2 separate regions of the Homo sapiens genome follow, and region 1 is linked to region 2. Evidence: chromatin loops called from intact Hi-C (ENCODE). Cell type or tissue: Calu3. All regions are shown on one strand. Region 1 overlaps KCTD21-AS1 (KCTD21 antisense RNA 1). Region 2 overlaps GAB2 (GRB2 associated binding protein 2).

Evidence for each region. A loop is a pair of places that touch in the nucleus more often than their neighbours do. Peaks named below come from ENCODE experiments on the same cell type or tissue, not always from the same donor. Only the 100,000 strongest peaks of a DNase experiment are listed, where the experiment ranks them.
Region 1: a loop joins it to region 2, with 2.7 times the contacts of the local background. A loop is called at or near these places in 1 of 110 quality-filtered maps.

Annotation. Positions count from the first base shown.
Region 1 is chr11:78,152,955-78,156,954 of GRCh38, reverse strand. The region is part of intron 2 of KCTD21-AS1 (KCTD21 antisense RNA 1); the gene reads right to left. Among named protein-coding and RNA genes, the nearest start is that of KCTD21-AS1, 15 kb to the right of the region's middle. In Calu3, no CTCF peak of the experiment used is centred here; no DNase peak of the experiment used is centred here.
Region 2 is chr11:78,363,089-78,367,088 of GRCh38, reverse strand. All of the region lies in intron 1 of GAB2 (GRB2 associated binding protein 2), which reads left to right. Among named protein-coding and RNA genes, the nearest start is that of GAB2, 53 kb to the left of the region's middle. RefSeq lists an enhancer at 1,061-1,973. In Calu3, no CTCF peak of the experiment used is centred here; a DNase peak (open chromatin) is centred at 1,618.

The DNA of each region.
Region 1 (4,000 bases), 210 kb after region 2:
ACTTGCTCCTTGGAACTCCCTTGATTCTTTGCCTGGACTCTCTCAGGGCAGGATAATTTCCCAGATCTACTCTGGCTCCGAGAGCCTAGGGTTCTGGGATTGTCAGAGGGCGTGGTGATGGGACCAAGGGCCTTCTTGATGGCCCTCTAAGAAGCAGCACCAGGGCTTCTGGTGCTGGGTTTTTTTCTAAAAGCACATCCTCCCCCACTCAGCCCTTTGTGCAGGATGCATCGTTAGAATTCCTGGACTCAGCTTCTGAATATTGATTGTTTGCAGGAGCAAGTCAGCAATTTGTGGTTTCCCGGCAATGGCTCTGTGTTCTATTATAGAACTTGGCTTGTTTGCATTTCCATCATCAGGCTAGGCACAGGCCCGGGTCTGGCCTACCCTTTGGCCTGGTGACCTGAAGCTATCCTGATTGAGTCCTGTGGTCAGGTCATCTGCCCAGCTCCTCAGAGATGGGACCACAGGACAGGGCACAAGGCCTAGGTCTGCTATCAGAAAGATCAAACTCAAACAAAATATAGCTCTTGCCAAGGAACAAATCATGCCTCTTTTTTTCAAATGCCCATTTTGGTATTTTAAAGGAAAACAAGTAGGTTTAAATCCAAGGTGGCAGTGTTGATAAGGGCATGGGGAAACAGCACTCTCGTATACTATTGGTTGGGTATAAACTAATGCAATCTCTTTGAAAGATAAAGTGGCACTATACATTGACATTTTAAATGTGCAAACCCTTTAATGCAGTATTTCCAGTTCTCGAAATTTATCTTACATCTCTTCTTACACATTATGCAAACATGTATGTATGTACAAAGATGTTTACCCTTGTATTATTTATAATAGCAAAAAAGTTGGTAACCTAAATTACCATCAGTTGAGAACTTATTAAATAAGTAAATTAGTATTTAACAACACAATGGAATACTTTGCAGCCAATTTTTTTTAAGACACAGAGTCTCGCTCTGTCGCCCAGGCTGGAGTGCAGTGGTGTGATCTCAGCTCACTACAACCTCCGCCTCCTGGGTTCAAGCAATTCTCCTGCCTCAGCCTCCCGAGTAGGTGGGACTACAGGCACACGCTGCCACACCCGGCTAATTTTTTTTTTTTTTTGTATTGATGGGGTTTCACTGTGTTGCCCAGACTGGTCTCAAACTCCTGAGCTCAGGCAATCCGCCTGCCTTGGCCTCCCAAAGTGCCAGGATTACAGACGTGAGCCACCACGCCCAGCCCTTTGCAGCCATTTTTTAAAAGAAGTAGATTTGTACATGCTGAAATGGAACATTCTCCAAGACATACCATTAAATTTAAAAAGCAAGGTGCAAGGGGACAAAAGGCTGAGTGTGATTAGGCATTGAGCGTGCATGCATATAGAACAAAATTCTGGAAAAATAGTCAGAAACTATCAGCAACGATTACTTCTGAGGGAAAGGCCTAGAGTGAGACAACCTCTTCATTGATTGCCAGTTTGAACTGTTTCCCCGCCACCCATGTGCTTATATTACAAAATATCCATGTTGGAAAAATATATTCTTATTCAAACCAAACCCTGCTCGTCAAAGCATTGCAACGGCCTCCCCACTGATTCTTGTAGACTGAGCGCTAAGACCTGTTAAGCCCTGTTGCTCTGCTTCATGCAAAGTTCTGCTACCTAATGTGCATTTTCATATAGGAGGTAAGGAGGTAAGGATCAGTATCTCAATTTTATAGCTGATGAAACGAACTTGAAAAAATTAAGTGAAGGTTAGTTTAGTTTAGTTTTTTGATTGTCTGTTTTTGAGACAGGGTCTCACTCTGTTACTCAGGCTGGAGTGCAGTGACGCGATCTTGGCTCACTGCAACCTCGACTGCCAGGGCTCAAGCTTCCTGGGTAGCTGGGATTACAGGCTCCCGCCACCTCACCTGGCTAGTTTTTTAAATTTTTTGTAGTGACAGGGTTTTGCCATGTTGCTCAGGCTGGTCTCCAACTCCTGGACTCAAGCAATCCCCCTGTCTTGGCCTCCCAAAATGCTGGGATTACAGGCGTGAGCCACCAAGTCTGACCATGAAGTTTAGTTTTATGTGTCAATATGGCTAGGATATAGTACCTACTTTATTAATCAAACACGAATCTAGGTGTTGCTGTGATGGTATTTTGTAGATGTGGTTAACATGTACAGTCAGTTGACTTTTGAATAAAAGAGACTGTCTTCAATAATCTGGGTGTGCCTCATCCAATCAGTGTAAAGGCCTAAAGACCAAACTGAAGTCTTCCTTGGGGAAGAAACTTACTGTGGATTGCTGCTTCCACTCCTGCCTGAGTTTCCAGCCTGCTGGTTTGCCCTGCAGATTTTTAACTTGCCAAGCCAGCCCTGACGAGCAAAACAGCCAATTCCTTGCAATAAATAAGTAATCAATCAACTGCCTTTGTAACCCACACCGTGCCTACAATAGTGTCGTGAATATATTTATTTTCTGAGCCAATGTTTATGAGGCATCTGCTCTGCGGCAGATTCTATGTTGGGTATTGGGGAAAACTCTATTTAAAAACATTACTGCCCACATTTGTCTCCATCTCCAATGGAAAGGCCAAATATTTTCAGAAGCCACTTAAGTAGGCAAGGCAGTAGTAAGTCACAGCTGTGAGTCCAGCATGTGAACACAGTCTGATGCTAGAGTGCATAAATTTACTACTACGCAATGCCATATTCCTATGGTTAGAATAGGCTAGGGAATATCACAAACCTGGGCTCAAATCCCAACTCTACCAATTTCTAGAATGTGACCTTAGGTAAGTTGTCATGTCTCTCTGAAACTGTAATTTTCCCTATCTATAAAGTGGGCATAATATTTATATCTACCTCTTAAGATTGTTGTGAAAATTAAGAGTTCATCCATGGAAAGAATTTAGCACAATACTCTGAGTAAGTGCTGGGTAAATGTTTCTATTATTACGTTTCCCAGAAAAGCTGAGTCCCCCAGGTATGATTTGGAAGGAGAGGAAGAGCCTGTTTCTGGCTTCTAACTGGAGCCTATGCTTCCCAGCCTGTCAGAATGGCCACCAGCAGGCTGTAACCTTTTGATTTGGAAGGAGAAAGAGAAGAGTGAGAGGGGAGATATATGTAGCTAAGCAACGGATGGGGGAAAAAAAGCCAGCTAGTAAGAAATTCTAGGTGGTAGTGTTGGCCAATTAATAATAATAATAGGCCAGGCATGGTGGCTCACACCTGTAATCCCAGCACTTTGGGAGGCCAAAGTGTGCGGATTGTTTGAGCCCAGGACTCAAGACCAGCCTGGGTAACATGGTGAAACCCTGTCTCTACAAATATACAAAAATTAGCTGGGTGTGGTGGCATGCACCTGTAGTCCCAGCTACTTGGGAGGCTGAGGTGGGAGGATCACTTAAGCGTGGGAGGTTGAGGCTGCAGCAAGCCATGATCTCACCATTGCACTCCAGCCTGGGCAACAGAGTGAGACCCCATCTCAAAAAATAACAATAAAATAATAATAGCTAACAGTTACATTCTGCTTACTATGTGCCAGGCAATTCTAGGTGTTTTCCATATAATAACTCAATTACCAAAACAATACTGTGAGATATATAATTTTTCTCATTTTATAGATTAAAGAAATTGAATCACAGATAGATTAAACCACTTGCCCAACATCCAACAGCTAGTGACTGGTAGAGCCAAGATTCAAAACCCCAATGATCTGGCTCCTAAATCTTTGTTCTTAATGACTATGTAGTACCATGGAGGACAATTTGGGGAATTCAAAAAACTCAGGATTCAAGGAAATCATCCAAAGCGGGAGTCAGGATTTCTGTAGAAAAATGTCCTATCACAGTACTATTTCTTGAACACCTACTGTGTGTCAACAGCTGTTTTGGTGTTTACACATACCATTTAATCCTCACAAAACCCGTAAGTGATAAGAACTGTCACCCCCATTATTTATTTATTTATTTATTTATTGACAGGGAGTCTCGCTCCGTCACCCAGGCTGGAGTGAAGTGGCA
Region 2 (4,000 bases):
ACTGTATGGCTCAGGAATATACCTTAGTATCATAATTTTGTATATGACTTATCTCCCTTGCTAGATGGTAAATTCATTGGGTTCAGGGACCTGTCTTGTATTTTTTTGCATCCTTAAGAATACCTTGCACATAATGGAAGCTTAAATACTCCTTGGATGGTTAGTGGGTTTTTAAAATTTCTCATGTAACTTTGTGAATAAAGATGGGGAGATTCTAATGAATATGTTGTTCTGGAGGATCATTTGAGAAGCAACCATTTGAGTTGCTTCTCCACTATATTTTCTCCAAGCCCTATCCCCAATTACATTCTATTCGCCATCATAGTCTGGATGGGGAATAGAATGTAATTGGGGATAGGGCTTGGAGAAAATATAGTGAATATAGAAGGTTTTTGATAATCCTTAACCCCTGCTCTTTGGTAGCAGGGTAAATTAACCCCCCATCCTCACTTTGTGCATATTCTATTTTAGTACTCATCTTTTTTTTTTTTTTTTTTTTTTTTGAGATGGAGTCTTGCTCTGTCGCCCAGCCTGGAATACAGTGGTGTGATCTCAGTTTACTGCAACCTCCACCTCCTGGGTTCAAGCAATTCTCCTGCCTCAGCCTCCCAAGTAGCTGGGACTACAGACATGCACCACTGTACCTGGCTAATTTTTGTATTTTTAGTAGAGACGGAAATCTAATTTCGCCATGTTGGCCAGGCTGGCCTTGAACTCCTGACCTCAGGTGATCCACCTGCCTCGGCCTCCCAAAGTGCTGGGATTACAGGCGTGAGCCACTGTGCCCAGCCTATTTTAGTACTCATCATATTATGTTAAAGAGCTTGTCTCCTACACTGGACTGTGATTTCCCTATCATTAAGAACTCGGTATGGTTTTTGTGCATCTAACAGCTAATACTTGATAATGTTTGTGTGCCAACTCTGTATAAACACTATTCTAGGAACTCAGTAAATGTTTGCATTGAATTGAGTTTGTGTTAGGAGTTGTATTAGAACTCTACACCACCTTATAGTTTATAAAACATATGTATATTCATTGTCTTATTTAATTTTGAAATCAACTGAGTGCTGCAAATGAGAAAAATCAAAGCCCAGAGAAAACTGTAACTGGTCCATAATTACACAGCAGTTAATGGCTGAACATCCAGGCTGAACTTTGCCAGTTAGTGGCTGAATATTCACGAAATTCTGATGCCTCCATAGAGCGGGATAGAATTATGGAGGACTTGTCATTCTGGACTGCGGAATTTGGACCTGTGTATTGAAACAAGAAGAGAAAGGGAAGTGTTTCTTAAGTTATTTTTGGATGAAGGCTTTTTGCGATCCAAGGCTTCATCCCCTCAAGCTCAACAATAGCATTCCTTGGGGGAGTGAGAAGATGATGAATGGTCATCAGTTTGCTTGCCTCACCCAGATTCCATTCCTACCTCCCAGAATTTTCCCTGGTCCCACCCAGCTCCACAGTAACAATCAATCCCAATCAGTGACTGTACTTCATTTTTTGGATCAAGGAATACCCCTCCCTTTTCTGTCTTCCTCCTTAGGGCTTTGGATAGGAGCCCTTTAATTGATGTTGACTAAACTGGAGGCCAGCCCCTGCATACCAGGAATGCCAGTGGCTTTGTTAGTTGAGGAGGGCGCTGCATTAGCACTGCCCTCTAAATCCCAGAGCAGGTGGAGGAAATCTAATTAGCATTTAGTAAGCCAAGGTGCCCTGGGGAGTTTCTGATAAAGAAAAGGTCACTGCAGAAGGAGAAGGGACACTGATAGGGAGACTTCATTTTCCTAGTGGGAACTTTCTGAAATGGACTGGCAATCAGGTGAGCTGGATTCTAATGCCTGCCTTACTGGTGGCTTTTTAATCACACTTAAGTCCCTCTGCTTATCTGAGATTTCATTTTCTTGTCTGTGTCTAGTCCGTTACCAGACTCCTTTTCCTACACAAATATTTGTTTCATAACAGTGGAAGGGACCTCAGATCATTAAGTTGCTATCACCTTGGGGTGACAGGTACACTAAAATCTCAGAAGTCACCACTAAAGATCTTATTCATGTAACCAAATAACACCTGTTCCCCAAAACCCTGTTGAAATAAAAAAAATGACTGCAGCCATTCCCACCCTTGTATTTCAAGCATAGCATTGCCACCTACTTGCAAAATACTATATAGACGTATATATATATATTTTTAAAAAGGTGCTATTACCTGGGAAGCTTTTCCCAACATTACATATGTCCAAATCTCACTCTGTATCTACTGAATCTTCTGATATCAGTAGATATGTAGTAAATATGTATAGTTTGGGGAAAATTTCTCAGGAAAGTTTGATAAAATCCCTGGTTTATGCTTTTTTGAAGAACTTAAACACATATAGCAAACTCAAGGCCTATCACAGCATTTGCTATCATAGTTGTTAGTAATATGTTTGGAGAGGAATTTGGGGGGATGGCTATTAAGTGAGAAGCTAGAGGTAGAATAACCACTGCAAGCAATAAGCATTTTACAAAATGGGGATTGAGCTCTATTCGTAGGTGATGAAATCAATGGTAATGAGTTGCTACCAGTATTTTCAAAGTAAAATAGTATACAAAAAGTAGCATGTATTGTGTCCAGTTAAGGATATTTATTGAAACTTTTAAGTTCATTGTATTTATAGATACTGTGCTACAATTTAAAAGACATTTCTTACTGAATTTTTGTCAAAATCCATTGACCTAGATAGGAATCTGTATTGGAGTAAAGATGGTTCTAAGGGGAAGGAGTGTAGAGAAGCAATGTGGGAGCCACATGCGGTGGTTCATGCCTATATTCTCAGTACTTTGGGAGGCGGAGGTGGGAGGATAGCTTGAGGCCAGGAATTCCAGAAGCAATGTGGAAAGGACACTAGGGAATGTAGGTTCTAGTCTTTATCCAAGCTCTTTGACTTCAAGCAAATCACATTTTTCTCCTGGACCTTACATTCTTTTTTCTCATTGCCCTTAGTACCTTCTGTCTGACTTCAACCCCACATCTGCTTGACAAGAATTAACTCAAATATCTCTTCTTAACACCTACCTGATTCTGGCATACAGTAAGTGCTTATAAATATATGTTAAATGGGTGAGAACCTTTCCCTTAGGTCTGTGGGTACTTTCACTGGGCTTGTATATCTACCACTCCATTTAAAACTCTACTTACAGCTTTTTAAGAAAATGTATTTCTAAGCCAGGCACAGTGGCTCATGCCTACATTTCCAGCAGTTTGGGAGGCTGAGGTGGGTGGATTTTGTGCTTGGAAATTCGAGACCAGTCTAGGCAACGTGGCAAAACCCCATCTCTACAAAAAATACAAAAATTAGCAGGGTCATAGTAGTGCGTGCCTATAGTCCCAACTACTTGGGAGGCTGAAGTGAGAGGATTGCCTAAGCCTGGGAGGTGAAGACTGCAGTGAGCTGTGGGTGTCCCACTGCACTTCAGCCTTGGCAACAAAGTGAGACCCTGTCTCAAAAAAAAAAAAAAAAGAAAATATATTTCTATTTATCTTTTACTAGGTTGTGGTCCCCTGGAAAGCAGACATTTTTATTCATCTGTGTATTCTCAGTACTTAACACAGTACCTGGTATGTAATAGGTGCTTCATAGATGTTGGAGAGAATACATATTTTTAAGAGGAGTATTTTAGTAGATGACTCATAAAACATTTATTGAGCACCTACTATATACCAGGCAGTGTGGTAGGTATGGGAAGTGATACAAATGTGTGTAAGAGACCAACATCTTCCCTTGAGGAATTTAGAGATTAATTGAAGCATAAGCACACAGAATTGCTGACAAAGCCATTAGTGTTAGTCTCTAGCTATGTGGTTGCTTATGCAGCTCATGTGTAACTTCTCATTTCTGTGTTTGAATACTGGTCACCAGAACCAGACAGGAAGAATGTCTTTCCGTTCTGATTAATTTTCTTAGGAATTAAGTAAGAAATTGTGTATCTGATATGGTGATCTAGTTCCAAGGAAGGTT